2 separate regions of the Homo sapiens genome follow, and region 2 is linked to region 1. Evidence: chromatin loops called from intact Hi-C (ENCODE). Cell type or tissue: PC-3. All regions are shown on one strand. Each heading gives the region's core, and the rest is flanking DNA. Links, peaks and the distances in the headings are about the cores only.

Region 1 (16,488 bases), core at 5,378-7,877:
AGAGAAGGGGTTGGGGACCTTTGAAGACAATAGGGGACAGCCTCCAAGTGCAAAGTCAGAAATTCAGAGGCCTTGCTCCTGCCAGGCAAAACTTATTTTCTACCTGTTTTCTCTCGAGTTCCCCTACTTATCCCTCCCCCAGAGAGCTGAAACAGAGACCATCTTGATTGATCTAGACTTGGTTTACACCTGATAAGCCAAGATTTTATGAATGTTTAACAGAGGTCAGAAATTTGGAGAAAATCTTATAGTAGGCATATTACCTTTTAAAGCATGAATTAACTAATGTTTTCCTCAAGAGTTTCAAAGGCAGTACAGATCCTCATTGTTTCCCAGCGATTCTTTTGGGCAAGACAGTGATAAGGTGGCTGGGACAAGCTTTCTTAATCCTTCTTTTCAGGTAAGAAAACTGAAGCTCAGGAAAGTATAATTTTTTCTTAATCACATGGAGGGCCTGAAACACACCTGGAAAAAACATTTTAGTCTAACAACAAAGAGTTCATAAGTGTTAAGTCTTTTTCTTTTCTTTTTTTTTTTTTTTTTTTAAAAAAAGTCTTACTGTCACCCAGGCTGGAGTGTGGTGGGGTGATCATGGCTCACTGCAATCTCAAACTTCCAGACTCAAGCAGTCCTCCCACCTCAGTCTCCCGAGTAGCTGGGACTACAGATGCATGCCACCATGCCCAGCTAAAATTTTTTTTAAGAGATGGGATCTCACTGTGTTGCCCAGGCTGGTCTCAAACTCTTGAGCTCAAGCGATCCTTTTGAACCTACAAAGCTATAGCGGAATGTTTTTTTGCTCAACTGATAATGTAGTCAGTATAACCAGTGTCTCTAGATAATGTGAGAAGTTGAAAGAGAAAGTGAAGCCTATTTGCTGGAAGGCTGAGGCAAAGCCAACATTTGGAGGTAATTCTTAGAAGGTCCTGCACCTGCCTGTGCATCAGGAATGATTTGGTAGTAGGGTAATGTCCCTTAGACCAGTAGTCCCCAACCATTTTGGCACCAGGGACCGGTTTCATGGAAGACTATTTTTCCACAGACAGGTTGGGGGGTGGTTTCAGGATGAAACTTCTTCACCTCAAATCATCAGGCATTAGTTAGATTCTCATAGGGAGCATGCAACCTATCCTCACATGCGCAGTTCAAAATAAGGTTCAAGTTCCGATGAGAATCTGATGCCACCGCTGATCTGACAGGAGGTGGAGCTCAGGCAGTAATGCTTGCCTGCTCCTCACCTCCTGCTGTGTAGCCGGGTTCCTAACAGGCCACAGTACCAGTCCATGGCACCAAGGTTGGGGACCCCTGCCTTAGACACCTTTTCTTGAGTTAGCATAAGATAATTGCCTTATGCCAGTTACTTCATCTATTTGAGCTTCAGATTCCTCATTTGTAAACTAGCCCAATTGTTTCCTCACTATAAACTCTAGCCTACCTCCCCCTGCAGTTTCATATTATGCAAATGCTAGGTCATTTCAGAATTCCGTCTTTTTGCACATTTGTTCTCTTTCCCTGGAATGCATTTCTTCCCCTGGTAAACTCCTGTCTTCCCCTGACTTGGCCCCATGATACACACAGCACTTCATACAGATAAAAAATATTTTGTCTAGTGATAGTTGTACAACTGTGAATATATTAAAAACCATTGAAGTGTATTTTAAGTGAGTAAATTTTACGGTATGTGAGTTATATCTGAATTTTTAAACATGGAGGATGGAGGGAAGCCTTCCCTACTACATGGTGGGTTTCTGGAGGAATAAGATCTTCTCATTTTCCTGTTAGAATTTCCTTTGGCCCGTATGAAACCTGGTCCATAATAAAGGCTCGGGTAATATTGTTGAATAAACAATGACCATCTGAGGTTTGCTCTAAGGGATTAAACGAAGATGTATGTGATGGTATTTATCTTGCACAATCCCCTTGTTGAATTCATTTATTCATGGCACTGTGTAGTGCTAAGCACTGAGGATACAGAATAAATAAACATCATCCTGATCTCAAGGAATTTATGGTCAGTGGAGGAGGCAGATATATAAACAGACCATAGCATGGCATTAGAGGTGCCACAGTAGACTTTGTGAGCATACAAGATAGAGCATCCCATTCAGCCCAGTGTTGGGGAAGGGAACATCAGGAAAGAATTGATTTTGGTTTTGAAGGATAATTAGGGATTTACTAGAATACAAGACGTAAGAGAGGAAATACATCCTAGGCAGAAAGAATAGCATATGCAAAGGCACAGACACACAAAGTATCTGTTCCACATTTGAAATCCAATCCAAATGTTAACTCAGAAATGTTTGAGAACAAGACAGAAGAAATAATGCAAAACAAAAAAGATTCTCAGAATCAAAGACATGGATCTCCAGATCAAAGAGTTTGCAGAAGGCCCAGCAAAATGAATGATAGAAGATCTAAAAATCACATCATCATGAAATTCTGAACTCAAATTATAAAAGCATCTGGACAAAATAGGTCGCATACAAAGGAGTTGGAACAGGAATGAGAATGTATTTTCCTAAAACAGGAAACTAGGGAGTCAATAGAGCAATGCCTTTAAAACTGAGTGGAAATTATCTTCAATCTAGAATTCTAAACCTAGTGAGACCATCAGTTTAAAAAGATATGCAAGAATTCAGACATGCCCGTTTTGGGGAAGCTACTGGGAGATAAGTGCCAGCAAAACCATGGAAGAAGATTACATGGGATTTGGGAAATAAGGAATCCAACATGGTAGACTCTGAATTTAAAAATCCAGAATGCCTGCAATGCAGCCATCCCACGAGCAACCAGCACAGATTGGAACAAGAGGATAGATGGCTCAGAATGAGGTCTTCAAGGAACAACAACAAAATGGAACTCATTTCTGTGAGTGCATAATGATTATTTCTGATAGGATAGCAGACATGTTGGAGCATTTGGAAAAAATTAATCACAAGTATATGGAAAGCCAGACAAGTGGGAAAACAAGGAAATCATTAACTGAAGGAAAAATACGTGGTCATACAAGAAAGGAGCAATGGTCATAGGCTCAACAGTGAAAATGTTTGTACAGTCATAGTGTAAACACTGATGTATTATCCAAGCTGCATAAAGAGATCTTATAAATCAATTAGAAAAAGACAACCATTGGAAAAACGAGCAAAGTGTATGAATGGGCTAATTCACAGAAGATGAAACTCAAGCTCAACTCATGAGTAATTGGGGAAATTAAAACTATTCACTGGCTGGGCATGGTGGCTCATGCCTGTAATTCCAGCACTTTGGGAGCCTGAAGCAGGAGGGACTGCTCGAGGCCAGGAGTTCAAGACCAACCTGGTCAATGAAGTAAGACCCAGTCTCTACAAAAAAAAAAAAAATTAAAAATTAGCAGAGTGTGGTAGTACATACCTGTAGTCCTAGCCATTCAGGAGGCTGAGGCAAGAGGATTCCTTGAGTCCAAAAGGTTCAGGCTACAGTGAGCTATGATCATGCCACTGCACTCCAGTTTAGGTGACAGAGCGATACCCTGTCATTTATACATACATATGTACATAAAATCAAATTGACAAAAATCTTAAAATTCTGATGGTTCAAGGGTCTTAGTGAGGGTATGGAGCATCAGAAACAGTCATCCACTGCTGGCAAGAGTATACACAGGTACAATTACTCTGAAGAGTAATTTGTCAGTATCTAGCAAAGCTGAAGATACAGGCCCTGAGTACGGCCTGGCAGTCTTTCTCCAAGATGGTTATTTCTTATCTCACTTTCAGCTTCTAATTGATCATCTCCACCCAGGGTCTCAGCTGATAACCCTGCTTTCTATTTCACTGAGAGACTAGAAGCAAGCAGAAAAGCACTTCAAATATTTGCCCACATACTTGCATCTGTGCCCATAGACTCCATATTTCTTAAATTATAATGGATGACTATGCATGATTTAGAAGAGAGGTAAAAACTGATGACTCCAGAGAAAATAAACATCCACACCCTTTGTGGAAGAAACATATATGACCATTCATTGTAGCACTGTGATGGTGAAAAATTTAAATGTCCATCAACAATAAAACTGGTACATTGTGGCATAGCTATAAATTGACTACTATATATTGAGTCAAAGGGGACACATGTTTATTCATTTTCTCTGGAATCATTACTGTTTCCTCACTTCTGGATGAAATAAAATAGGCAACGTGTCAACATTAACCACCTAAACAAAAACAAACATATGCTAAGTGAAAAGTTATAGAAGGATGTTGGTTATACGAAGTTTTCTTTCTTTCTTCCCTGCCCCCCAGACCCACCGGAGACAGGGTCTTGCTTTGTCACCCAGGCTGCAGGACAATGGCATGATCTCAGCTCACTGCCACCCCTGCCTTCCAGGCTGAAAGATTCCTCCCACCTCAGCCTACTGAGTAACTGGGACTACAGGTGTTCACCACCACAATGGCTAATTTTTTGTACTTTTGCAAGAGATGGGAGTTTCGCCATGTTCCCTATGATTGGTCTCGAATGCCTGAGCCCAAGCTGTCCATCCTCGTTGGCCTCCCGAAGTGCTGGGATTATAGGTGTGAGCCACTACAGCTGATCTCTACAAAGTTTGAAAACATGCAAAGCAATTCTGTTGTTGATATGGACACATTTGTGTGGCATAATTGTACAAAAACATGCATGGGAACAGCAAACTCTAAATTGGGGATAATGATTACCTTTAAGGAGGGAGAAAAGGGAATAGGGGGAGGTGGAAGGGCACAGATAGAATTTCTGTTTTTTTAATTTAATTTTTTTTTTTACACGGAGTTTCACTCTTGTTGCCCAGGCTGGAGTGCAATGGCGCAATCTTGGCTCACCACAACCTCTGCCTCCTGGATTCAAGTGATTCTCCTGCCTCAGCCTCCCGAGTAACTGGGATTGCAGGCATGCACTACCATGCCCGGCTAATTTTTATATTTTTAGTAGAGAGGGAGTTTCTCCATGTTGGCCAGACTGGTCTCGAACTCCCGACCTCAGGTGATCTGCCAGTCTCAGCCTCCCAAAGTGATGGGATTACAGGCGTGAGCCACCAAGCCCTGCCAATTTTTGTTTTTTAAAAGTAGGTGGCAGGTACATGGATGTTTAGTTACATTTTTATTACTTCGAGACAGAGGTTAATTCTTGTCAGATGTGCATTATAATCACCAAGAAAACCTTCAAAAATACAGATTCCCAAGACCTACCATGAGAACTCCTGAATCAGAATTTTCAGGGTAGAAGCCCACGAATCTATTTTTCTTTTGTTTTGTTTTACAGTACGTTCTTAATATGCTTACCCAGAATCTACATTTAAAAAAAAAGTATATGTGTGTGTATATATACACAATAATATTACAAGAAGTCCCATATACTCTTTACCCAGATTCCCCAAATGTTAACATTTGTTTTATCTTTTATGTTTCTCTGAATCATATGCCTAAATACCTCAGTTTGTATCTGCTTAAAAAAAAAATTAGGCCGGGCACGGTGGCTCACGTCTGTAATCCCAGCACTTTGGGAGGCTGAGGCGGGTGGATCACCTGAGGTCAGGAGTTCGAGACCAGCCTGGCCAACATGGTGAAACCCCGTCTCTGCTAATAATACAAAAATTAGCAGGGTGTGGTGGCGCGTGCCTGTAATCCCAGCTACTCGGGAGGCTGAAGCAGGAGAATCACTTGAACCCGGGAAGCAGAGGTTGCAGTGAGCCAAGATCACGCCATTGCACTCCTGCCTGGACACAAGAGGGAAACTATGTCTCAAAAAAAAAAAAAAAAAGAAAGAAAGAAAAGTCTATTCCCAGTACAATGATAAAAACCAGTAAATAAACATTGATACTGTAATCTGCAGACTCTTCAAATTTCAAATTTTATGAATTGTGTCAATATTATTGCAAAAGAAAATCCCAGGCTGGGTGCGGTGGCTCACGCCTGTAATCCCAGCACTTTGGGAGGCCGAGGCTGGCGGATCACGAGGTCAGGAGATCGAGACCATCCCGGCTAAAACAGTGAAACCCCGTCTCTACTAAAAATACAAAAAATTAGCCGGGCGTAGTGTCGGGCGCCTGTAGTCCCAGCTACTTGGGAGGCTGAGGCAGGAGAATGGCGTGAACCCGGGAGGCGGAGCTTGCAGTGAGCCGAGATCCCGCCACTGCACTCCAGCCTGGGCGACAGAGCGAGACTCCGTCTCAAAAAAAAAAAAAAAAAAAAAAAGCCCAAATCATTTGTTGTGTATGGTTACCTAGTCTCTTTACTCTCCTTTAATTTGGACAGTTCTTCAGTCATTGTTTGTTTTTCATGACATTGATGTTGATTACTACGGGCTATTTATTTGGTAGAATGCCATTGAATATGAGTTTGATGTTTTCGTATGATTAGATTTATGTGCTGTATTGTCTTGCAGGAATGCCACAGAGGTTATAATTGTGGTCAGATAATGTGCATTGTGTCTGGAAGCACTTGTTGATTGGTCCCATTATTGGTGATGTTAACTTTGCTCCCTTGGTTAAGACAGTGTGTCAGTATGTATCAGGTTTCTTCATTGTAAAATTACTAAGTATCTCTTGGGGAGATACTTTGAAACTATGTAGATGCTCTGTTACCCATCAAAATTTCAACCACGAGTTTTAGTATCTAGTGTTGAGTCTTGCTTGGATTATTATTAGGGTTGACAAGCGGTGATTCTGATTTAATCATTTCTTTTATATTTATTAGTTGACTTTCTACTGTAAGAGCTTTCCCTTCATCCCATGTATTGTATCACTGTGGACAAATGGATTCTTTTTTTTTTTTCCTTTGTTTGTTTTATGATGGAGTCTTGCTCAGTCTGGCTCTGTCACTCTGAACCACGTTGGCCAGGCTGGTCTCAAACTCCTGACCTCAGGTGATCCGCCCACCTTGGCCTCCCAAAGTGCTGCGTGAGCCACCACTCCTGGCCTGGATTCCTATTGTATTTAAAGTGACATCAATGTTTACTATTAGTAAGTATTTTGATGCTCAAATTGTCTCAGATTTGGCCAGCAACAGCCCCTTCAAGCTGGCACGTGTGAACTTCTGTTACTATTTTAGGTTTGTACTTTATCTGCCTTGCCTATAATCAACCACTTATCCAAGGAGTCTAGGTACTTTTTAGTATTTATAAACCAAGATCTGCATGCTACATATGCTCACTGCTACAGGAATATCATTGATTCTACACCCTCTTAGTTGAAGGAGGTAGGTAATAGATTATATACATAAACACACACATAGACCTACACCTGTCTATTCTGGCTAGTGCTGTATTAAAAATCACAAGTTTGGGCTGGGCACAGTAGCCCACGCCTGTAATCCCAGCACTTTGGGAGGCCGAGGCAGGTGGATCACAAGGTCAAGGGTTCAAGACCAGCCTGGCCAAGATAATGAAATCCCGTCTTTACTAAAAATACAAAAAAAAAAAAAATTAGCTGGGCATAGTGGCAGGCACCTATAATCCCAGCTACTTGGGAGGCTCAGGCAGAGAATCGCTTGAACCCGAGAGACAGAGGTTGCAGTGAGCTGAGATCATGCCACTGTACTCCAGCCTGGGTGACAGAGTGAGACTCCGTCTCAAAAAAAAAAAAAAAAAAAAAATCCCAAGTTCACGCTAATACTTTCTTTGTTTTGTTTTGTTTTGTTTTGTTTGTTTTTTGAGACAGAGTCTCACTCTGTCACCCAGGCTGTAGTGCAGTGGTGCGATCTCAGCTCACTGCAACCTCAGTCTCCCGGGTTCAAGGGATTCTCCTGCCTCAGCCTCCCGAGTAGCTGGGGTTATAGGTGCCCACCACCACGCCTGGCTAATTTTTGTATATTTGTTTATTTAGTAGAAACAGGGTTTCACCATGTTAGCCAGGCTGGTCTCAAACTCCTGACCTCGGGTGATCCACCCACCTTGGCCTCCCAAAGTGCTGGGATTACAGGCGTGAGCCACCACACCCAGCCCACACTGATACTTCTGATTCCAGTGAAACACTGTAAGATTCTCCTTCCCACTTTTCATATTTGTAACTCTTGCCTTCAATAGTGAGAAACCTGGCTCCCATTATCTACAATATATTTACTTATTCAATCTTACACACTTAAAATTGGATTGATTCATTTGCTTCTGCTGTTTCTTTTCTTTTTCTTTTCTTTTTTTTTTTTTTTTTTTGAGGCAGAGTCTCACTCTGTTGCCCAGGCTGGAGTGCAGTGGCACAATCTTGGCTCACTGCAACCTCCGCCTCCCAGGTTCAAGCAATTCTGTCTCAGCCTCCCAAGTAGCTGGGACTACAGGTGTGCGCCACCAAGCCCAGCTAATTTTTGTATTTTTAGTAGAGATGGGATTTCACCATATTGGCCAGGCTGGTCTCGAACTCCTGACCTCGTGATCCTCCTGCCTCGACCTCCCAAAGTGCTGGGATTACAGGCGTGAGCCACCAGGCCAGGCCGCTTCTGTTTTTTCTACTTTATTTCCCACCACCACCGCCCCCCCCCCAACCCGCCGCCATCCTAGTTGTTTTTCTTTTTGTTGTTAAGTAAAATATTAACAAGATTGCAAAACACAGAATGTATAGTCAGAGGAATTCCATCCCCTCCCCATTCCTTCTATTCTGTCCAGTTCATTTCCACCCAATCCCTGAGGGTAAACAATTGTATTAACTTCTGGTTTCTCTTTCCTGTGTTTCTTTTTTTCTTTTTCTTTTTTTTTTTTTTTGAGACGGAGTCTCGGTCTGTCGGCCGGACTGGAGCACAGTGGCGCGATCTCGGCTCACTACAAGCTCCGCATCCCGGGTTCACACCATTCTCCTGCCTCAGCCTCCCGAGTAGCTGGGACCACAGGCACCCGCTACCACACCCGGCTCATTTTTTTTGTATTTTTAGCAGAGACGGGGTTTCACCGACTTAGCCAGGATGGTCTCGATGTCCTGACCTCGTGATCCGCCCACCTCGGCCTCCCAAAGTGCTGGGATTACAGGCATGAGCCACTGCACCCGGCCTTTCCTGTTTCTTTTTACACAAATGAACATATACATGCATATTTCCTCCTTTCCTACAAAAATGGTAGCATATTGCCAATACTCTTTTCCACTTTGTTTTCTTCCTTTAACAAGAGATCTTGTATCAGTTCATAGAAATCTTTCTCCTTTTTTAAACAGCTGCATAATACTCATATGCCATATATATGGGCATGTCAGTGACTTCCAATATATTGTAATTTTACAAAAATGATGCTATGAATAACCTAGTATGTATGTATTGTTGGAGGTTTATCTTCAGGGTAAATTCCTAGGAGTAAGGTTGCTAGGTCAAAAAATAATACATGTGCACTGTGCGTGTGTATGTGTGTTAAATATTTATTGTGAAATTCTCCATAGAGATTATACCAGCTTGCATTCCACCAGCACTGTATGAGTGCCTGTTTCCCAACAGCCTGCCAACAAACTCTGTGATTACGCTTTTTACTTTTTGCCAATCTGATAAGTGAGAAATTGTATCTCAGTGTAGTTTTAATTTGTAATTCTCTCATTATGAGTGAAAACGAACTTTTTTTTCATGTGTTTAAAGATCATCTTTTTTGTTGTTGTTGGGGATACATTCTCTGTTCATGTCTTTTGCCCATTCTTCTATTGAAGAGTTTTGATCTATTTTTCTTCTCAACTTTTATGGTTATTTAAATATTATGGATGTAAGGTTTTTATCTGAGATACGTGTTACAAATATTTTCTCCCAGGTTTTAATTGTCTTTTTACATTGTTCATGGTGTTTCTTCCTATGCAAAAGGTTTTACTTTTATGTAGTCAAGTTTATCAATCTTTTATTTCATTTTATTTAATTTTGAGTTATAGTTAGAATGCTTTCCCCTACCCCAGATTAAAGAGAAATTTACTCATTTTAAAAATAGTATGTGTATGGTGATAGATAGATACATAAATAGATAGGTAGGTAGGTAGGTAGATCGATCGATTCTTTTTTTTTTTTTTTGATCGATTCTTGATCCACTTGGAATTTGTTCTTGTCGATGGTATGAGGTATGGATCTCCTTTTACCTTTTTCTTCTAAGTACCTAATTGTTCCAGTACCATTTATTTTAAAAATCCTTTTGGCCCAGGTGTTTTGAGACACCATCTTTATTACATACTAAAGTTCCATATGTACTTGGTCCTACTTCTGGACTTTCTTTTCTACTGGTCTATCCATATTACCATACTCTACTGTTGTAAAGGCTTTATGGTATGTTTTCATGTCTGGTAGGCCAAGTCCCCCTTGTGACTTTTTTCTTTTCTTAGTATTTTCCTGGCTATTCTTGTATGTTTGCCTTTCTGTATGAAGTTTAGTATCAGTTTCTTAAGCTCCATAAAAAGGTTGTTGGTGCAGCCATAAAAAAGAATGAGATCATGTCCTTTGCAGGGACATGAATGGAGATGGAGGCCATTATCCTTAGCAAACTAAATCAGGAACAGAAAACCAAATACCACATGTTCTCACTTATAAGTGGGAGCAAAATGATGGCAACACTTGTACACAAGATGAGAACAACAGGCTGGGCGCCGTGGCTCACACCTGTAATCCCAGCACTTTGGGAGTCTGAGGCAGGTGAATCACTTGAAGCCAAGGAGTTTGAGACCAGCCTGGCCAACATGAGGAAACCCTGTCTCTACTAAAAATACAAAAAACCAGCCAGGCATGGTGGCGCACACCTGTAATCCCAGCTACGCAGGAGGCTGAGGCATGAGAATCCCTTGAACCCAGGAGGCAGAGGTTGCAGTGAGCTGAGATCGCGCCACTGCACACCAGCCTGGGTGACAGACTCTGGTTTCCAAAAAAAAGAAGAAGAAGGGAAAAACACACACTGGGGCCTTTTGGAGGGTGGAAGGAGGGAGAGGATCAGGAAAAATAAATAACTAGTGAGTACTAGCCTTAATACCTCATGAAATAATCTGTATAAACAAACCCCATGACACAAGTTTATCTATATAATAAACCTGCACTTGTACCCTTGACCTTTGTGCGATTGACTTGATGGGAAGTTAACAGATAATGGCTAAAATTGAAAAATCTAAGAATGGCATAAGCAAATTAGTTAGAAATACATAGATAAATACCTAAAGAAGAAAGAGCTTCAAAAGTGAGGAGACTTTATTTTTTATTTTTATTTTATTTTATTTTATTTTATTTTTTGAGATGGAGTTTTGCACTGTCACCTGGGCTGGAGTGCAATGGCGCGATCTCGGCTCACTGAATTCTCTGCCTCCTGGGTTCAAGTGATTCTCCTGCCTCACCTCCCAAGTAGCTGGGATTACAGGCACACACCACCAAACCCGGCTTTTTTTTTTTTTTTTTTTTTTTTGTATTTTTAGTAGAGACGAGGTTTCACTAAGTTGGCCATGATGGTCTTAAACTCCTGACCTCATGATCCACCCACCTTGGCCTCCCAAAGTGCTAGTATTACAGGCGTGAGCCACTGCGCCCAGCCAAATGAGGAGACTTTCTTTAAAAAAATAAGGCTTTTAGTACATGTATTAGTCAGGCTCCTGGTAGGAAACAGATGGCTAACTTAATCAGGGTGATTAAAAATCTCATAGAAGTATAGTAGGTCTTCTGTGTCCTTGGATTAACCAGCCATGGATTGAAAATATTCAGAAAACAATAAAAATAACAATATAACAACAAATAATAATAGAAATAGGTCAGGTGAGGTGCCTCACATCTGTAATCCCAGCACTTTGGACAGCTGAAGCAGGAGGATTGCTTGAGACCAGGAGATTAAGACCAGCAACAAAGTGAGACCCTTTCTCTACAAAAAAAAAAGAAAAAAAGTTAGCTGGGCTTGGCTTTGCATACCAGTAGTCCCGGTTATCTGGTAGGCTGAGGCAGGAGTATCACTTGAGCCCGGAAGTTCTAGGCTGCAGGGACCTATGATCACACCACTGCATTCCAGCCTGGGCAACAGAATAAGACACCATTTAAAAAATTAAAAATAAAAAAAGATGCAAATTTTTAAAACAATATAACAACTATTTACTTAGTATTTACAGTGTATTAGGTGTTATAAGTAATCTAGAGATAATTTAAAGTATATGGGATCACTTTGGGAGGACTCACTTGAGGCCAGGAGTTTGAGACCAGCCTGGCCAACATGGAGAAACCCTGTCTCTACTAAAAATACAAAAATGACCAGGCGCAGTGGCTCATGCCTGTAATCCCAGCACTTTGGGAGGCCAAGGCAGGTGGATCATGAGGTCAGGAGATCGAGACCATCCTGGCCAACATGGTGAAACCTCATCTCTACTAAAACACGAAAAATTAGCCAGGCATGGTAGCCCGTGCCTGTAGTCCCAGCTACTCAGGAGGCTGAGGCAGGGGAATCGCTTGAACCTGGAAGGCAGAGGTTGCAGTGAGCAGAGATTACACCACTGCACTCCAGCCTGGCAACAGAGCAAGACTCCATCTCAAAAAAAAAAAATACAAAAAATACAAAATTAGCCAGGTATGGTGGTGCACCCCTGTAATCCCAACTACTCAGGAGGCTGAGGCATAAGAATCACTTAAACCCGGGAGGCAGAGGTTGCAGTGAGCCAAGATTGCGCCACTGCACTCCAGCCTGGGCAACAGAGCGAGACTCTGTCTCAAAAAAAAAAAAAAAAAAAAGTGTATGAGAGGATGTGCACAGGTTATATGCAAACACTACACCATTTTATGTAAGGAGCTTGAGCATCCATGGATTTTGGTATCTTCATGGGGGTCTTGAGATTCCGAAGAGGATACTGAAGGACAACTGTACTGTTTAGAAGTGTGGGTGGGCTTAAGGGACATAAACATGGGTTGGTGAAGCACCCTGCCACTAGAGCCACAGGGAGCAGTTTCAACTCCTTGGCCTAAAGGGTGACAAGAAGTACAGCTTAATGGAACAAAAAAAGCTATGGAAGAGGACTACCCAATAGAAATCATGGACTTGAGTAGAACGTAAGTCACTACTTAGTGCAGCATGACAGGTTGGGAACTGCAGAATAAACATTATCTTACTCTCCTCCCATTCCTGCCAGGGGCCCCTAATGGCTAAACTGAAGCAGAGGTGGAGAGCAAGGAAGCCTATTGGTGCCATTTATAATGAGCAGCTTCCAGAAACAGTAGGGCAGGAAGGGGTAGAGAGTGAATTTGCAGGTTCACATGGAAGAAATCCAAGCAGTACTATAATGCATTTAAATATATAAATGTACAGCCATAATAAAACAAAAAACAGTGGAGAAGATCAGGTATGGTGGCTCACACCTGTAATTCCAGCACTTTGGGAGGCCGAGGTGGGCAGATCACCTGACCTCAGGTCTCACCTAGCCAGCATAGTGAAACCCCATCTCTACTAAAAATACAAAAATTAGCCAGGCATGGTGGTGCATGCCTATACTCCCAGCTACCTGGGAGGCTGAGGCACAAGAATCACTTGAACCTGGGAGGCGGAGGTTGCAATGAGCTGAGATCGTGTCACTGCACTCCAGCCTGGGTGATAGCAAGACTAAGTCTCAAAAAAAAAAAAAAAAAAAAGTGAAAAAGCAACTTTTGTCAATGAATCTATGGTCTAAGGGCACATGAGTCAATTATAACAAAGATGGAAAGGTGGTATATGCCTGAGGAGAGATTGGAGACACTCCCAGTGAGGAAAACCAACAGATTCTCTGGAAATGGTGACCTTTGAGCTAGGGATCTAACTTATATCATCATATAGCAGCTGGGTGATGGATACTGGTCTATTCTTATGCAATAAAACATCTGTAGGAGAACTGAAGAAATCCCTCAAACCTCATGGTTTCCATTGTCCTGCTTCCTGTGGATATTTGCCTTTTCACATTTTTAAGGTTTTTATTGTTATAATTTTTCCAATCTATATTTTATATTGATGTCCTCAAGATGGAATGACTGATTTTGTACTATGCCCCTGGTATAGTGTTACGGACTTTAGATGCATGAGCTCAAACAAATATGAGGTTGATCTTATTATACCCATTTTACAGAAAAACTGTGGTTTGGAGATAAGTAACTTACCAAAGGACAAATAACTAGATCGAAATCACAATAAAGGTTTGACTTAACAGCTCCTCTTTTACCAGCATTCTAAATTGCTTCTCAATGTAGGGATTTCTGGCCAGATGTGGTGGCTCATGGCTGTAATCTCAACACTTTGGGAGGCCGAGACAGGAGGATCGTTTCAGCCCTAGGAATTCAAGACCAGACTGGGCTACATAGTGAGACTTTGTCGCTACAAAAAAATTTTAAAAATTAGCCAGGTGCAGTGGTGTGCACCTGTAGCCCCAGCTGCTCAGGAGGCTGAGGTGGAAAGATCACTTGAGCCTGGAAGGTTGAGGCTGCAGTGAGCAGTGATTGTGCCACTGCACTCCATCCTGGGTGCCAACCAGTCTCAAAAAATAAAAACAAAAATTGGATACAATTCCCAGGTTGCTTTATTAAGGTGCAAATAAGTCCATTTCTTCCTATTCAGTTTTTAACTCTTTTTCTCTCAGGGAATGGTTGAGCTAACACAATGAAGCCTTGGTTGTGCCTTGTCTAGTTATTTCCCTTGGATTTCAGATACCAACCCCTACCAAGAAAGAGTAGTTTAGAAACTTCAATATGCAGGCCGGGCGCGGTGGCTCAAGGCTGTAATCCCAGCACTTCGGGAGGCCAAGGCAGGTGGATCACTTGAGATCAAGAGTTCTAGACCAGCCTGACCAACATGGAGAAACCCTGTCTCTACCAAAAATACAAAATTAGCTGGGCGTGGTGGCGCATGCCTGTAATCCCAGCTACTTGGGAGGCTGAGGCAGGAGAATCACTTGAACCTGGGAGACGGAGGTTGCAGTAAGCCAAGATCGCGCCATTGCACTCCAGCCTGGGCAACAACAGCGAAACTCTGTCTCAAAAAAAAAAAAAAAACCAACAACAACTCATATTCCAGGGTCCCGCTCCTGGGGTCATCTAGACTTAAGGAACCCAGAAGTCTGTGTTTTTACTAGTGCCCCACACAATCCTGGCAGGTGATTCATAGACCATATTTGAGAAGTTATGGTGGAACCAAGTGTGCCCAGACTTGCTAAACATTGAGCATTGGAGAGTGGGGACAGAAAGGAAACTTGGGTTTGGGTTGTAAGCTGACTCATGGAAGGTACAGCCCATCTTTTCCTCATGGGTACTCTGGGCTTAAACTGTGAGGAATTTTACAGCATCTCAGACCAGAGACGACTTTGTGGTGGGCCTTAGAGAATGATCAAGGCAACATGTTCTAAGGTCTTGATGGCAGAAGCACCAGGAGCCTATTGTTTAATAATTAAATGTCTATTATTGGGACAGTGGCCTGTCAAACTCGGCATGTAAGTAAACACCCCCTCCCTGCCCACAGACCATGGGAGTTTCATCTTTAGTTCATGGCTTCTAATTTATACTGTACTTGACTTCCCTGACGTTCTATCCCTTCTCCATGCTTCTTGCCTCCTCCCATTATACACTGCTCCTCTGAGAAAGGAAGACATAGTGAAAAGTGCTGTAATGAAGCCAGCAGTCCTAACATTAAGTTCTCTTTCACTTACTAGCTGTGTGACTTTAGTAAAGTTACTTAGCCTCTCTGAGCCTTGATTCTCTTTTGTAAAAGGAGAATAATACCTACCTCATTAAATTGCTATAAGAGTTAGAAATGCCAGATGGGGCACAGTGGCTCATGCCTATAATCTTAGCACTTTGGGAGGCCAAGGCAGGATTGCTTGAAGCCAGGAGTTCAAGACCAGCCTAAGCAAAAAAGCAAGACGCTGTCTCTAAAAAGAGAGATGTTTTATGTCAAGTACCTGGCACAATACTTGTCACTCAGTAGGTGGCAGGTGGGGATATCACTGCCCTACTGCAGACTGGGGCTTTCCCTCCTCCTGCTGAGGTTCTTGACTCAGAGCACTTCAGCATTGCTACAATGGGAGTTGCTCTCTTGGCAATTACTTGAAAGTTTCTAGACAAAGTTGGAAAGGACTTTCGCAGTCATCTGGTCCATCTGGCCCAGTGGATGCAGGAGATCCTGGCACAGGCCTCATGACAGATGGGCACCCCAACTCTGCAAGTACCAATGGAGAGCTCCCTCCTGAAGCTGACTGTCATCGGAAGATTCGTTGATTGGAAGAAAGCTTTTCCTTGAATTGATCTGAAATCATTTCCCCACTAATTATAGACTCAAAACCAGTTACAGCTAAAAGACATCTTCAAGATCTTCAAACCCACCCACTGATTTTATGAATGAGGACTTGGAGGCTCAGGGAAGTAGGGTGAGGTGCTGTTCACGCAGAGCTAAGCAGACCAGTGTCTCCTTCAATGTCACTGATTCACATGGCCTCTCAGTTCTTACAGTGTCTCCCCCACCCACATTCCCTCAACTTTCCTCCCACGAACCAGGATCCACTCTTCACTCCTCTGATTACCCACCTTTGCATATGCAAGTTTGTGATGCCAAGAACTATGCATAATTCTTACCGTGATC
Region 2 (16,488 bases), core at 9,265-11,764, 65 kb after region 1:
AGGTCAGGAGTTCGAGACCAGCCTGGCCAACATGGCGAAACCCAGTCTCCACTAAAAATAGAAAAATTAGTCGGGCGTGGTGGCGCATGCCTGTAGTCGCAGCCACCTGGGAGGCTGAGGCAGGAGAATCACTGGAACCCGGGAGGTGGAGGCTGCAGTGAGCCAATATCATACCACTGCACTCCAGCCTGGGCAACAGAGTGAGACTCCATCAAAAAAAAAAAAAAAAAAAGAATGGACAAATAAGTTGTGATGTACATAGAAAATGGAACACTGCACAGTAATGAAAAAGAACAAACTACTGCTACATGCAACAACATAGCTGAATCTTACAGATAAATTGAGCAAAAGGAGCCAGACCAAGAGTACAAAAAGAAAACTGGCTAGGCATGGTGGCTCATGATTGTAATTCCAGCACTTTCGGAGGCCAAGGTGGGCAGATCACCTCAAGTCAGAAGTTCGACGACCAGTCTGACCAACATGGTGAAACACCGTCTCTACTAAATACAAAAAATTATCTGGGTGTGGTGGCGGGCACCTGTAATCCCAGCTACTTGGGAGGCTGAGGCAGGAGAATCACTTGAACCTGGGAGGAGGAGGTTGCAGTGAGCTGAGATTGCACCACTGCACTCCAGCCTGGGCAACAGAGCAAGACTCCATCTAAAAAAAAAAAAGAAGAAGAAGAAGAAAAGAAGCTGTGGCTCACGCCCGTAATCCTAGCACTTTGGGAGGCCAAGGCAGGCAGATCACCTGAGGTCAGGAGTTCAAGACTAGCCTGGCCAGCATGGTGAAACACTGTCTATACTAAAAATACAGAAAGTAGCTGGACGTGGTGGCATGTGCCTGTAATCCCAGCTATTCAGGAGGCTGAGGCAGGAGAATCACTTGACCCCAGGAGGTGGAGGTTGCAGTGAGTGAGATCGTGCCACTGCACTCCAGCGTGGGTGATACAGCAAAACTCCATCTCAAAAAAAAAAAAGGAAAAGAAAACTCTAGTAATAAGAGTCGGAATAGTGGTAACCTCTGTATTCACTAGGGAGAATAGAGGAGCCTTCTGGAGTATGAAAATGTTTTATACTGATCTGCAGAATAGTCACATGGATGTATACATATGCATGAATTCATTGAACTGTACATACTTAAGTGCACTTTATGTACCCTATACCCTACTGTATGTAATTTATATGCCAATAAAAATTAAAACGGTATATTTCTCAGTAGGATATTCTAGGCAGCAAATACTGTTGGAACTGCTATTCTGGCCTAAGTTAGGTTGTGGCTACAAGAGGAAGATGGACTCATGATGGAGTCCATCATGATTTTGTATTATGAAGGTATGTAGGGTTGGAGCAGGTAGAGTAAGTTAACTTTCAGGTGCTGACAAGTGCTGCAATGATTGTTGTTTAGAGGGAATTGTGTTAAATGCGGGTCCAGTGGATGTCACTATGTCCACAATCAGGGTTTGGATGGTCTGTAGTGTCTACTTGAGCAATGCCGTTGCAGAACCCAACATAAGGGTGGAATTATCCTGCTAAGACCATAGCCAGTTGTTCTGGTGGAACAGACCACCCTACTTTTGTCACCTTTAGTAGCAGGGTGCTAGTAGTCCCAGACCTTAGCAGGTGCACCTATATCTAGATGTCTGCTTGTTGAACTTTCTCAGTAGCCCCCGAAGGCTACAGCTGAAGGAGGATGGCTGCAAAATTCCTGGGCAGGAGGATCCTTAAGGTAGGGTAGCTTATGCCGCCCAACACTCTGACATAGATAGACCTTTTCTGAAGATGGCAGCCCTGTTGATATTTGCTGCCTGATATATGGAGGGTGTGGAAGCAAACCTATCAAAGAAGAGACCCACCCAGGCTGCCAAGCTGAAATCTCCAGGTTTACTCCCACTGCTCCAGGCAACCGTTCAGATTCTGCAGACCAGACACAGTGCTGGGCCCCGAGATACTATCTTTCCACACCTGGAAGGCAGCTCAGTAATTGGCAAGTACTGTTTCTTCTTGGGACAAATTGACTTCAGCTAAAAGTGAGAAGAAACACATAAGTGAGGAACCCAGACTGGGATCCTTTCATGCAAAACAAATCTCAGTGTTGAGAGTATCAGTTTTCCTAAAGGAAGCTTGCTTGGGTCAAGTTGGACAAAGATCCAGGTGGAAGTAAATCGATTTTGTGTGTGTGTTTGTTTTGTTTTATAAAACAGAAAGATAAATATCTTTCTTCTCCTGAAAGTTGGTCTTTGAGGGTCAAGATAATAAAATGTTGGCAAAACCATTTAGATGAAAGAAACTTGGGTATACTCTATTTATGGCTTTATATATTATTGTATATATTATATATTTATATATTTTTCACTTAACATTATATTGTAAACATTCTTCAAAAATGATTTTGAATGGCTGCATAATCATTCATCATGAATATGCTGGGATTTATTTAAACATTTCTCTATTGTTGAATATGTCTAATGTTCCCAACTTTTTGCTCTTATAAATAATGCTGTAATGAAAATCTGATTTGGCAAACACAAGTCTGTTTCTCTTTGGGATTGATTCCTAAGGCTGAAATGACCACAACAAAAGTATGAGCATTTAAAATGTTTTGATACTGATTGTTTATCAAAAATTGTATTTGATGGACCAACAATTCCAGTTATCCCACCCTCCTGGATATAGTGATTTCTACAGATGACTAATGCTAACGCCAGGCTCTCACTCGGATAACCTCCTCCCTGCTGAAGTCCTACATACTTACAGTTAATTTTGTAAGAGCAAAGGTGGTGGCATCAGGTAGACCCCAGTTCAGTCTTCTAGTCTTCCAAGTCCTGGATGTGTGTCCTTGGATCTCAGTTTCTTATCTGTTAAACAGGGATAATAAGATGTAGTTATTTTTATTAGTTTGTTTGTAGTTTTTTGTTGTTGTTGTCATAACACGTTATGTACAGATACATCTACAGGAAAACAAAAGATGTTTTCAGTATTAAAAACAAAACATAGGCTGGGCGCAGTGGCTCGCACCTGTAATCCCAGCACTTTGGGAGGCTGAGGTGGGCAGATCACTTGAGGTCAGGAGTCCAACTCTACTAAAAAATAAATAAATAAATAAATAATTAGCCAGGCATGGTGGCACGTGCGTGTGATCCCAGCTACTTGGGAGGCTGAGGCAGGAGAATCACTTGAACCTGGGAGGCAGAGAGCTGAGATCGCGCCCCTGCACTCCAGCCTGGGTGACACAGGGTGAGACTCTGTCTCAAAAACAACAAAAAAGTTTATACTTTTCCCTTCATTGAGGTCACAAAGACCAAATAATAAAGCCAAATCATCTTGCTATAACATCAACTTAAGTGGAATCATCCTGTTAATTTAAAAACTCTGATTAGCACTTAAATATCTTTGATAATAAAAAACTGGGGCCGGGCTCGGTGGCTCACGCCTGTAATCCCAGCACTTTGGGAAGCCAAGGCGGGCAGATCACCTGAGGTCAGGAGCTTGAGACCAGCCTGGCCAACATGGAGAAACCCCCATCTCTACTAAAAGTACAGAAATTGGCCGGGCATGGTGGTGGACACCTGTAATCCCAGCTACTTCGGAGGCTGAGGCTGGAGAATCACTTGAACCCGGGAGGCGGAGGTTGCAGTGAGCCCAGATTGCGCCACTGCACTCCAGCCTGAGCGACAGAGCAAAACTCCGTCTCAAAAAAAAACTGGAAAGCAAATTACTTAATATGTCTTGTTTACATAGACAACTGTGCCAGTACCATTTGTTGAACAGACTTAATTTCCCTATTAAATTCCTTTAATACTTTGGTAAAAAACCAATTGATCACATAAGAGTAGGTCCATTTCAGCCAGGCACGGTGGCTCACGCCTGTAATCCTAGCACTTTGGGAGGCCAAGGCAGGTGGACCTCCTGAGGTCAGGGGTTTGAGACCAGCCTGGCCAACACGGTGAAACCCTGTCTCTACTAAAAATACAAAAATTAGCCAGTTGTGGTGGTGCATGCCTGTAATCCCAGCTACTCAGGAGGCTGAGGCAGGAGAATCGCTTGAATCCGGGAGGGGGAAGTTGCAGTGAGCCAACATCACTCCACTGCACTCCAGCCTGGGTGACAGAGCAAGACTCTGTCTCAAAAATTAATAAATAAATAATAAATTAATTAAATTAAAAAAGAGTTTTACGGCCATGCGTGGTGACTCACGCCTGTAATCCCAGCACTTTGGGAGGCCGAGGCGGGCATATTACCTGAGGTCAGGAGTTCGAGACCAGCCTGGCCAACATGGTGAAACCCCGTCTGTACTAAAAATACAAAAATTAGCTAGTCATGGTGGCACATGCCTGTAATATCAGCTACTCGGGAGGCTGAGGCAGGAGAATTGCTTGAGCCCAGGAGACAGAGGTTGCAGTGAGCTGAGATTGTGTCACTGCACCCCAGCCTGGCCAACAGAGCGAGACTCTGTCTAAAAAATAAATAAATAAATAAATAAATAAATAAAATAAATTCCCGACCTGACCAACATGGAGAAACTCCATCTCTACTAAAAATACAAAAAATTAGCCGGGCGTGGTGGCTCATGTCTGTAATCCCAGCTACTTGGGAGGCTGAGGCAGGAGAATCACTTGATCCCAGGAGGCAGAGGTTGCAGTGAGCCGAGATCGCACCATTACACTCCAGCCTGGGCAACAGGAGTGAAACTCCGTCTCAAAAAAATCAATCAATCAATCAATCAATTTACTTCTTTCTTTCTTATATGTATGATTTTTCTTTTTTTTTTTTCTTTTCTCATTGTATTGATGATGTTCAGTAGAAATAGTGAGTGGACTGCCTTGACTTCATCTTGATATAATGGAAAAAAGCGTTCAGTCTTTCATCATTAAGTATGGTGTTAGCTTTAAGTTTTTCATAGATGCCCTTTATTGGGTTGAATATTTTTTTCCTCTAAATTTGCTGAGGGTTTTTATCATGAATGGGTGTTGAGTTTTGTTAAATGCTTTTTCTGCATCTATTGAAATGGTCATCTAGCTTTACTCCTTTTTTTTCTGTTAATGTGGTAAATAGCATCAGTTGATTTTGGAGTATTAATCCAAACTTGCATGCCTCAGAAAAGGTCATTTATTTGTGATATGTAATCTTTTTAATATATAGGTTAATTCAATCTGTTATTATCTTGGTATAGATTTTGTACTTATTTTCATCAGGAATATATCCCTGCAATTTTCTTTTCTCATAATGCCTTTATCTAGTTTTGATATCAGAGTAATGTAAAATAGAGAAGTGTGTCTTTCTCTATTTTACAAAAAAGATTTATATGAAATTGGTATTATTTCTTCCCTAAATGTTTGATAGAATTCACTAGTGAAGTTATCTTAGTCTGGAGGGGTTTTTTTTGTTTTGTTTTGTTTTGTTTTTTTTCTGAGATGGAGTCTTGCTCTGTTGCCCAGGCTGGAGTGCCGTGGCGCAATCTCGGCTCACTGCAAACTCCGCCCCCCAGGCTCACGCCATTCTCCTGCCCCAGCCTCCCGAGAAGCTGGGACTACAGGCGCCCGCCACCACGCCCGGCTAATTTTTTGTATTTTAGTAGAGACGGGGTTTCACCGTGTTAGCCAGGATGGTCTCAATCTCCTGACCTTGTGATCCGCCCGCCTCGGCCTCCCAAAGTGCTGGGATTACAGGCGTGAGCCACCGCGCCCGGCTTTTGTTTTGCTTTTGGAGCTTTATTTTTAATGGAAAATTTTTATTTTATTTATTTATTTATTTTATTTTATTTTTTGTGTGACAGTCTCTCTCTGTCACCCAGGCTAGAGTGTAGTGGCGTGATCTTGGCTCACTGTAACCTCTGCCTCCTGGGTTTAAGTGATTCTAGTGCCTCAGCCTCCCGAGTAGCTGGGACTACAGGCGCATGCCACCATACCTGGCTAATTTTTGTATTTTTAGTAGAGACAGGGTTTCACCATGTTGGCCAGGCTTGTCTTGAACTCCTGACCTCAAGTGATCTGCCTGCCTCAGCCTCCCAAAATGCTGGGATTACAGGCATGAGCCACCACACCCAGCCAAATCGAAAAATTTTAAATTCCATTTTTAAAATAGTGTCTTTTAAGGAATTGGTCTATTTCATCTAGGTATTCAAATTTTTTGGCATACATTTCTTCCTTTTGAGACAGGATATTACTCTCTTGCCCAGGCTGAAGCCCAGTGGCATGATCTCAACTCACTGCAGCCTGACCACTTGGACTCAAGCAACCCTCCTACCTCAGCCTCCCAAATAGCTGTGACTACAGGCCCATGCCACCACTCCTGGCTAATTTTGCATTTTTTATAGAGAAGAGGTTTCACCATGTTGCCCAGGTAGGTCTCGAACTCCTGGGCTCAAGCAACCCTCCTGCCTCGGCCTCCCAAACTGCTGGGATTACAGGCATGAGCCACCACACCTGGCTGAATGTTTTCTTTATTCATCTGATTACTTAATAATTGTTTAAAAATTTCTACCTTCTTGGGATGAGTCTTTTGATTCTCCCTTTTGCCTTTCTCATTCTCTTGTTAACTAACCTAATGTTTTTATTAGCATCAGTAAGACCCGTGAAGGGAAGCTCCTCTCATTCATTTCTTTTCTTTCTTTCTTTCTTTTTTTGAGACGAGGTCTCACGTTGCCACTCAGACTGGAGTGCAGTGGTACGATCATGGCTCACTGCTGCCTCAACCTCCTGGCTTAAGTGATCGCACCTCAACCTCCCAGGTTGCTGGGACCACAGGCACACACCACCACGCCCAGCTAGTTTTTTTGAAAGTTTTTTGTAGATAAGCGATGTTGTTAAGTTGCCCAGACTGGCCTGGAACTCCTGGGTTCAAGTGATCCACCCGCCTAGGCCTCCCAAAGCACTTGGATTACAGGCATGAGCCACCACACCTGGAGACATTTTCTCTTGATATAGATTCTAGTTTGACAGGTTTTACTTTTCTTTCATCACTTTAAATTGTTGTTACATTGTGTTCTGAGCTGCATTATTTCTGATGAGACGTCAGAGGCTATTCTTATCACTGTTCCTCTATGTAATGCATATTTTTCCTCTGGTTGCTTTTTTTTTTTTTTTTTTCATCTTCTTCTTTTTTTTTTTTTTTGAGACAAGTTCTTGCTGTGTCACCCAGGCTGGAGTGCAGTGGCACTCACTGCAACCTCCACTTCCTGGGCTGAAGTAATCCTCCTACCCCAACCTCCCAAGTAGCTGAGACTACAGGCACAAGCTACCGCACCCAGCTAATTTTTTTTTCTTTTTGTATTTTTAGTAGACGTGGAGTTTTGCCACGTTGCCCAGGCTGGTCTCAAACTCCTGACCTCAAGTGATCTGTCTGCCTTGGCCTCCCGGAATGCCGCGATTACAGACGTCAACCACTGGACTTTTCTGGTTGGTTTTAAGTTTGTTTTTTTGTTTGTTTGTTTGTTTGTTTTTGGTTGGTTTGGTTTTGAGACATTTAATTCTGATGTTCCTTGGCATGTTTCTTTGATTTTTATCATTCCTGGGGTTCTCGGAGCTTCTTGGATCTGTGGGCTTATATTTTCAAAATTCTGAAACCATTTTGACAATTATTCACATGCTATATTTTAAATATTATTCAGATATTTTTTCTGCTTGAGTATCTCTCACCTCTCTTCCTGGTACTTAAACTTCACACCTAGTAGATGGCCTGATATCGTCCAATAGATTGCTGATAATTTGACAACAGTTTTCTGGACTTTTTTTTTCTTGATGTGATTCAGTTGGGATAGTTTCTATTGTCATGTGTTCAAATTCACTGATCTTTCTTCTGTGTGTCTAGTCTGCTGTTAAGCCTATCAAGGCCAGGCACAGTGGCTCACACCTGTCATCCCAGGACTTTGGGATGCTGAGGCATGAGAATCACTTGAGGCCAGAAGTTCAAGACCAGCCTAGACAACACAGCAAGACCCTATCCCTATAAAAAGTGAAACAACAACAACAAAACCATTAGCTGGGTGTGGTGGCATGTGCCTGTAGTCCTAACTGCTGGGGAGGCTGTGGTGGGAGGATCACTTGAGCCAAGGAGTTCAGGGCTACAGTAAGTCATGATCACGCCACTGCACTGCAGTCTGGGTGATAGAGTGAGATCTTGTCTCTAATTAAATAATAATAATTAAAAAAAACCTGTTCAGGTCGGGCATAGTGGCTCACACCTGTAATCCCAGCACTTTGGAAGGGCAAGCTGGGTGCATCACTTGAGGCCAGGAGTTTGAGACCAGCCTGGCCATCATGGCGAAACCCCGTCTTTACTAAAAATACTAAAAATTAGCTGGGCATGGTGATGCACACCTGTAGGCCCAGCTATTTGGGAGGCTGAGGCACGAGAATCGCTTGAACCCGGGAGGCAGAGGTTGCAGTGAGCCAAGATCATGCCACTACACTCCAGCCTGGGTGACAGAGCAGCAAGACTCCGTCTCAAACAAACAACAACAACAAACCTATCCACTTAAATTTTTCATTCGTATATTTTATTTTTAGATTCTAAAATTTTTGTTTGATTCTTTTCTGCATTTTCCGTCTTTCTATTGACATTTCCCAATTGTTCTCTCATTGTGTTCATCTTTTCCTTAAAATAGTTTAATGTGTTTATAATGCAGGTTTAAAGTCCTTGTTGATAATAACATCATTTCCATCATGTTGGGGTGTATTTCTATTTACTAACTTTCTTCCTCATTATAGATCATACTTTCCTGCTTCTTTCTGTATCTAGTAATTTTTAAATTATATGCTAGACATTATGGATGCTAAATTGTTGAGTGTCCAAATTTTTTTTAACTTCCTTGATAGATTTTTAGATTTTCTTTTTCAGGGACTTAATTTACTTGGGAATTAGCTTAATACTTTTGAAACTTATTTTTTAGCTTTGTTAGGGTGGGTCTAGAGAAACCTTTAACTCTAGGGCTAGATTAGTCTTTCTCCTAAGATGGGGTCTTTCTGAGATGTCTGCTGTGGTCTCATTTTTTATAAAGTATTTCCACTCTGGCTGGTTGAAACTTGAACATCTTTCAGACCTGTATGAGATTCGGTAGTTATTTAGCTCTCAGCTAAATGATAGTTGTTATTTCTCTGGTAATTGTTCATTGCCCAGCCTCTTGGAGACTTGTTCTGTGCATGCATAGTTTAGTATTTAGACGAAGACTCAACAGGGTCCCGACGCAGATTTTTGGAGGTCCTCCTTGGCATTGGTTCTTTCTCTTTGGTAATCTGCCCTACACATTCCAGACACAAGGTAGTCCTGAACTCTGATTTCCGTGTTCTTAAGTCAGGGAGACTTTTGTCCTCTGGTTGGGCTACCCCTCAGACACCACAGTCCAGAAATTGGCTCCAGAGAGAAAGCCATGGCATGCGGGCTCGTTTTGTTTGTTCCCTTTGCTGAAGAATCATGGTGCTGTGTTGCCTGAGGTACAACAGTTATTTCATGTATTTTGTCCAGCTTTATAGCTGTTTACTGAGGGAGAGCTGGTTGAGTATCAGTTTCTGTCATGGCTTGAAGTGTAAATACTTGCCTTTCAGCTTTCATATTTTTAATTTTGGAGAGTGATGAAAATATTCTAAATCATGAGTTTCAGAGGTAGTTATGTGACTATACACTTGTCAGAACTCATTGAATTGTGTAATAAGGGTACTTTTTTTGCATGTAGATGTTTATTTTATTTTATTTATTTATTTATTTATTTTTTGAGGTGAAATCTTGCTCTGTCACATAGGCTAGAGTGCAGTGGCGCAATCTCGGCTCATTGCAACCTCTGCCTCCCAGATTCAAGCGATTTTCATGCTCAGCCTCTTGAGTAGCTGGGATTACAGGTGCGCATCACCACATCTGGCTAATTTAACATCCGGCTAATTTTTGTATTTTTAGTAGAGACAGGGTTTCACCATGTTGGCCAGGCTGGTCTCAAACTCCTGACCTCATGTGATCCACCCGCCTTGGCCTCCCAAAGTGTTGGGATTACAGGTGTGAGCCACCACGCCCAGCCATGCATGTAAATTATACTCCAATAAAGCTCAGAAAAAGGTAAAATACTTTTTGAGACAAAAAAGTATTAAATGTTTAAATATTATTAAATATTAAATATAAGCACACACAAGAGTATACAGAATAATGGGAAACACCCTTATCATTATCACTCAGACTACAAAATAAAGCAATACAAATACAAGCAGAAGCTCCGTATATATGCCTCTCTTTGCATTTACTATCCTCATGCTTGTTTTTATCACCTTACTTCATATGTAGGTGTCTCCACAAATATGGTATTGTTTTCCCTGTCTTTAAACTTCACACATAAATGTTTCATTCATCTAGCTGTTTTCAATGATGTGATAATAAATAGGCAAACCCACACATGTGATTATATTTGCACAACTTCTAGACTTGGACCTGTACAGAAATGCAAAGTTTACCTGACTCTCTACATTTTGAACTCACTGTACTTCTCTCAGGAGAGAATGCCAAGAAAGTCACTGTCATTTATTCCTCTGCCTGGGGCAGAAAAATTAGTGAACACTCACTCTTGGTAAGTGGCATGAAAGGCCATTTGTAAGCCTGGCCCTGCTCCAATGGCTGCTGTGAAGATTCATGCACTGAGGGTGATGAGGGCTTGGAGCTCCCCTTGGCCTGAGTCAGCAACCTGCTGGTGCCTGGTGTCAGCAGTTTCCGGTCAGGGAGTGACTCACTGGACACCCTCCTACTTTCTGCTGGATGGAAGTGAGTGTCTCAGGGAAATTGATTCCAGCCCTCAGATCCAGACTGCACCATTAACTCTGTAAATCTGATTAATCCCTTAACAAGGGTCAGAAACATCTGTAATTCCTTTCCAGCGAGCCTCGTTTTTTATTTTATTATTATTATTATTTTGAGATGGAGTTTCACTCTTGTCGCCCAGGCTGGAGTGCAATGGCGTGATCCCGGCTCACTGCAACCTCCACCTCCCAGGTTCAAGCGAGTCTCCTGCTTCAGCCTCCCGAGTAGCTGGGATTACAGGTGCCCGCCACCACACTCAGCTAATTTTGTATTTTTAGTAGACGGGGTTTCTCCATGTTGGTCAGGCTGGTATCTAACTTCCGACCTCAGGTGATCTGCCCGCCTCGGCCTCCCAGGGTGCTGGGATTACAGGCGTGAGCCACTGCACCCGGCCTTACCAAATTTAAAACGATAGAAACACTGTTCAGACCAGGAACGGTGTCTCACACCTGTAATCCCAGCACTTTGGGAGGCCGAGGTGGCCGATCACTTGAAGTCAGGCGTTTGGGACCGGCCTGGCCAACATGGCAAAACCCCGACTCTACCAAAAATACAAAAATTAGCCAGGCGACATGGCGAATGCCTGTAATCCCAGCTACTCAGGAGGCTGAGGCAGGAGAATTGCTTGAACCCGGGAGGCGGAGGTTGCAGTGAGCCAATATTGTGCCACTGCACTCCAGCCTGGGAGACAGAGCGAGACTCCATCTCAAAAAGAAAACAAAAACAAAACAACAACAACAACAACAAACCCACTTTGTTCATAGAACTGCTGTGTATACAGCATGAAATTTGTATTTTCTTTTTAAATCTACAATCCTACACTTCAGGTTTGCAACTTTTGCTAATGTAAATCCTCCAGAACAAGCCTATCTCTTAAATCACTAGCAAGACTGCAGCTCATAAACACAGCCGGATCCTTCAGAATGAGTTTTATTTTCTCATATCCTTTGCTTATTCTAAGTAGAGCTTCATTTTCTTTTCCATGCTATTTTGAGCTATAACAAACCGCTCCTCTGTCCATTTCTTGATTTCCTGACAGGTCAGTTTTGATCTGTATAGTTTGATCAGTATAGTTAAATTTCCTGAAAGGCCACACAGCTGAGCCATGTAAAGTTCTCAGTAGAAATAAGAGGGACTGTGGCCAGGCATGGTGGCTCACGCCTGTAATCCCAGCACTTTGGGAGGCTGAAGTGAGTGGATCACCAGAGGTCAGGAGTTCAAGACCAGCCTGACCAACATATTGAAACCCTGTCTCTGCTAAAAATACAAAAAATTAGCTGGGCGTGGTGGCGGGCTCCTGTAATCCCAGCTACTCTGGAGGCTGAAGCAGGAGAATCGCTTGAACCCAGGAGGTGGAGATTGCAGTGAGCCGAGATGGCGCCATTGTACTCCAGCCTGGGCGACAAGAGCAAAATTCTGTCTCAAAAAATAAAAAAAATAAAAAAATTAAAAAAAGAAAGAAAGAAGAGGGACATCAAACAGAGGAGCCTGTTTTCAGAGTTCCCAGACCACATGAAATTCAGAAGCATTAACTAACCCCTTTGAAAGCAAAAATTTAATGCAGAAAAAGTACAAAAAGCATGCCAATATTAGGACACACGCACACACAACTGCATACACACTTTTTTTGCACATTTATTTTTTATTCTACTTCAAGTCAAGTATAATCAGTTTCTATATTTTTCAGTGAAATCAATTCCTTGAGGACTGAACATGCTTTTCTCATACACCCACAGTTTTCCTCCTCCCAGCTTCACCATTTAGGGATATGATACTTTTCAGAGTTGATAGGAAGTGTTTACCTTATTTTGACCATCTCAATATTGTTCACTTTTGAGACACGTACTATAATATAGCATGAATGACTTTCCTTTTTTCTTCTTTTTCTTTTTTTGAGAATGAGTCTCGCTTTATCACCCAGGCTGGAGTGCAATGGCATGATCTTGGCTCATTGCAACCTCCTTCTCCTGGGTTTAAGCGATTTTCCCCGCTCAGTCTCCCGAGTAGCTGGGATTACAGGTGCCCGCCACAACACCCGGCAAATTTTTGTGTTTTTAGTAGAGACGGGGTTTCACCATGTTGGCCGGGCTGGTCTCAATCTCCTGACTGCAAGTGATCTGCCTGCCTTGGCCTCCCAAAGTGCTGGGATTACAGGTGTGAGCTACGGCACCCAGCCATGAATGGCTTTCTTATTCCCTACAAATATTGTTTTATATCCTAGAATTCCAATTTTTTTTCATTTTTTAAATTTTTTATGTGCACGTATCTAATTTTCTTTGACTACTTCAAACCTGTGAAAGCCTCTCAGTAGTGTCTCTGAATACAAAAAGAGTTCCATTTTCCTTATTTGCCAAAGCACATCATCTAGGAGATTCCTCAAAAGTTGCATAGGGTATTCTTTTTTTTTTGAGATGGAGTCTCGCTTTGTCGCCAGGCTGGAGTGCAGTGGTGCAATCTCGGCTCGCTGCAACCTCTGCCTCCTGGGTTCAAGTGATTCTCCTGCCTCAGCCTCCCAAGTAGCTGGGACTGCAGGTGTGTGCCACCATGCCCAGCTAATTTTTATATTTTTAGTAGAGATGAGATTTCTCCATGTTGGCCAGGATGGTCTCAATCTCTTGACCTCATGTTTGGCCTACCCGGGCTTCCCAAAGTGCTGGGATTATAGGTGTGAGCCACCGCGCTTGGCCAGGTTATCTTTTTTTTTTTTTTGAGACGGAGGTTTTGCTCTTGTTGCCCAGGCTGAAGTGCAACGGCGTGATCTCGGCTCACCGCAACCTCTGCCCCCCAGGTTCAAGCAGTTCTCCTGCCTCAGCCTCCCAAGTAACTGGGATTACAGGCATGTACCACCACGCCTGGCTAATTTTGTATTTTTAATAGAGACGGGGTTTCTCCATGTTGAGGCTGGTCTCGAACTCCTGACCTCAGGTGATCCACCCACCTTGGCCTCCCAGAGTGTTGGGATTACAGGCGTGAGCCACTTCGCCCAGACTTTTTTTTTTTTTTTAAGAAGGGAAGTCTTTGTATGCCTTAAGATGTCCTTATTCAACTCTCAAATTTAGAATTTTAGGTTGAAAATAATTTTTCTTGGCCAGTCACAGTAGCTCATGCCTGTAACAATACCAGCACTTTGGGAGGCCGAAGCAGGTGGATCCCTTGAACTCAGGAGTCAGCAGTTTGAAACAGCCTAGGCTAATACAGCAAAATCCCGTCTCTACAAAAAATACAAAAAAATTAGCCGGGCGTGGTGGCACATCCCTGTGGTCCCAGCTACTCGGGAGGCTGAGGTGGGAGGATTCCTTGAGCCCAGGAGGTTGAGGCTGCAGTGAGTGAACCAAGATTGAGACACTGTACTCCATCTGGGTGACAAAGCAAGACCCTGTTTCAAATAATAATAATAATAATAATAATAATAATTTTTCTTCAGAATTTTGTAGTCATTTCTCCACTGTTTTTTAGCATCCTGTGTTGCTTTTGAAAAGTTTCAGTGCCACTCTGATTCTGTTTTCTATTTCTTTGAATGAGAACTGTGTTCTCTCTCTCTCTCTCTTTCCTTCCCTCTCTTCCTTCCCTACCTGTATTCTTAAATTTCACAACATGGCTTTGTGTGCTGGGTACACAGTAGGCCTTTTCAATATGGTGACTTCCAATGAGGTGACATTCATGATGCTGGGGGAAATCTACTTGTACCATATCTGAAATAATTTTCTCGCCTCCACGTTCTCTCTTTCTGCAACATCTGTTATTCCCAATCTCATGGAATAAATTTCTAATTTTTTATTACCCATATTTTCCATCTCTTTGGTTTTTGTGTTTTATTATACTTTCTGGGAGTTTCCTCAACTTTACATTTCAACCTTTGATTGAACTAAAATCCCATCTATAATGTTTTTAATTCTTCCTTTTTTTTTTTTTGAGACAGGGTCTTGCTCTGTTGCCCAGGCTGGAGTGCAGTGGCGCCATCTCAGCTTGCCACAGCCTCAACCTCCTGTGCTCAGGTGATCCTCCCACCTCAGCCTGTAAAGTAGCTGGGACTACAGGCATGTGCCACCACACCTGGCTAATTTTTGTGTTTTTTGCAGACCTGGGGTTTTGCCATGTTGCCCAAATCTCAAACTCCTGGACTGAAGTGATCCACCTGCCTTGGCCTCCCAAAGTGCTGGGATTACAGGCATGAGCCATCGTGCCTGGTCTATGGTGTTTTTATTTTATTTTTTTGAGACAAGGTCTCACTGTGTCACCCAGGCTGGAGTGCAATGGCATAATCACAGCTCACTGCAGCCTTGACCTCCCAGGCTCAAGCGGTCCTCTCACCTCAGCCTCCCGAGTGGCTGACATCACAGGTGAGCACCACCACCTGCAGCTAATTTTCATATTTTTTTGTGTAGACAGAGTTTCGCCATGCTGCCCAGGGTAGTCTCAAACTCCTGAGCTCAAGCGATCCAACTGCCTCAGCCTCTCAAAGTGCTGGGATTACAGGTACGAGCCACGCAGCCGGCCTGTTTTTAATTTTTAAGAGCTCTATCTTGTTCTCCTATTGTTCCTGGTTTTATTTTATTTTTTTTTTGTTTTTGAGACAGAGTCTTGCTCTGTTACCCAGGCTGGAGTGCAGTGGCGCCATCTCGGCTCACTGCAACCTCCGTCTCCTGGGCTCAAGCAACTCTCTTGCCTCAGCCTCCCAAGCACCTGGGATTACCTGTGTGCCACAACGCCTGGCTAATTTTTGTATTTTTAGTAGAGACGGTGGTTTCACCATGTTGACCAGGCTGGTCTTGAACTCTTGACCTCAAGTAATCTGCCCACCTTGGCCTCCCAAAGTGCTGGGATTACAGACCTGAGCCACCGTGCCCAGCCCTGTTTTTAATTTTTAAGAGCTCTATTTTGTTCTCTGATTGTTCCTGGTTTTGTTTTATTTTATTTTATTTTATTTTTTGTTTTTGAGATGGATTCTCACTCTGCCACCCAGGCTGGAGTGCAGTGGTGCAATCTCGGCTTGCTGCAACTTCAGCCTCCTGGGTTCAAGTGATTCTCCTGCCTCAGCATCCCGAGTAGCTGTGACTACAGGCATGCATCACCATGTCCAGCTAGTTTTTTATATTTTTAGTAAAGATGGGGTTTCACCATTTTGGCCAAGATGGTCTCGAATTCCTGACCTCGTGATCCGCCCGCCTCAGCCTCCCAAAGTGCTGGGATTACAGGCATGAGCCACCGCACCCGGCCTAGTTTAAAGTTTTTAATCGAGGTATAATTTATATACTGAAAAATATACAATTTTAAATGTATATATACAATTTTGATTATAGTGCTTGATGAATTTTACATATGATTACACCTGTATAGCCACACATAGATCAAGATATAGAATATTTCTGGTACCATGAAAGGCTTTCTCTTACACGCCTTCTCAGGCAATACAACCTCAAGAAGCAACCACTCTTCTGATTTCTTTCAACAACCGTTAGTTTTGCTTGTTCTTGAACTTCATATCAATGGAATCATATATTACGTACTCTTCTATGTCTGGTTTATTTCACTCAACAACATTATGTCTGTGAGATCCATCCCTGTAACCAATTGTAGCCGGTATTCCCTATTTGTATTGATGTATTCTATTTCATCATATAAATATACCACAATTTATTTCCCATTGAAGGACATTTGAGTTGTTTTCAGTTTGGATGTATTATGAATAAAGCTACTATGAACATTCCCATACTTT

What was found. Peaks named below come from ENCODE experiments on the same cell type or tissue, not always from the same donor. Only the 100,000 strongest peaks of a DNase experiment are listed, where the experiment ranks them.
Region 2: a loop joins it to region 1, with 3 times the contacts of the local background. A loop is called at or near these places in 12 of 110 quality-filtered maps.

The regions. Positions count from the first base shown.
Region 1 is chr3:185,828,248-185,844,735 of GRCh38, forward strand. No RefSeq gene overlaps it. Among named protein-coding and RNA genes, the nearest start is that of IGF2BP2, 11 kb to the left of the region's middle. In PC-3, for the core only: no CTCF peak of the experiment used is centred there; a DNase peak (open chromatin) is centred at 6,434; H3K27ac peaks cover 918 bases.
Region 2 is chr3:185,889,785-185,906,272 of GRCh38, forward strand. No RefSeq gene overlaps it. Among named protein-coding and RNA genes, the nearest start is that of TRA2B, 40 kb to the right of the region's middle. RefSeq lists an enhancer at 10,517-10,811 and a silencer at 15,906-16,097. In PC-3, for the core only: no CTCF peak of the experiment used is centred there; a DNase peak (open chromatin) is centred at 10,617; H3K27ac peaks cover 488 bases.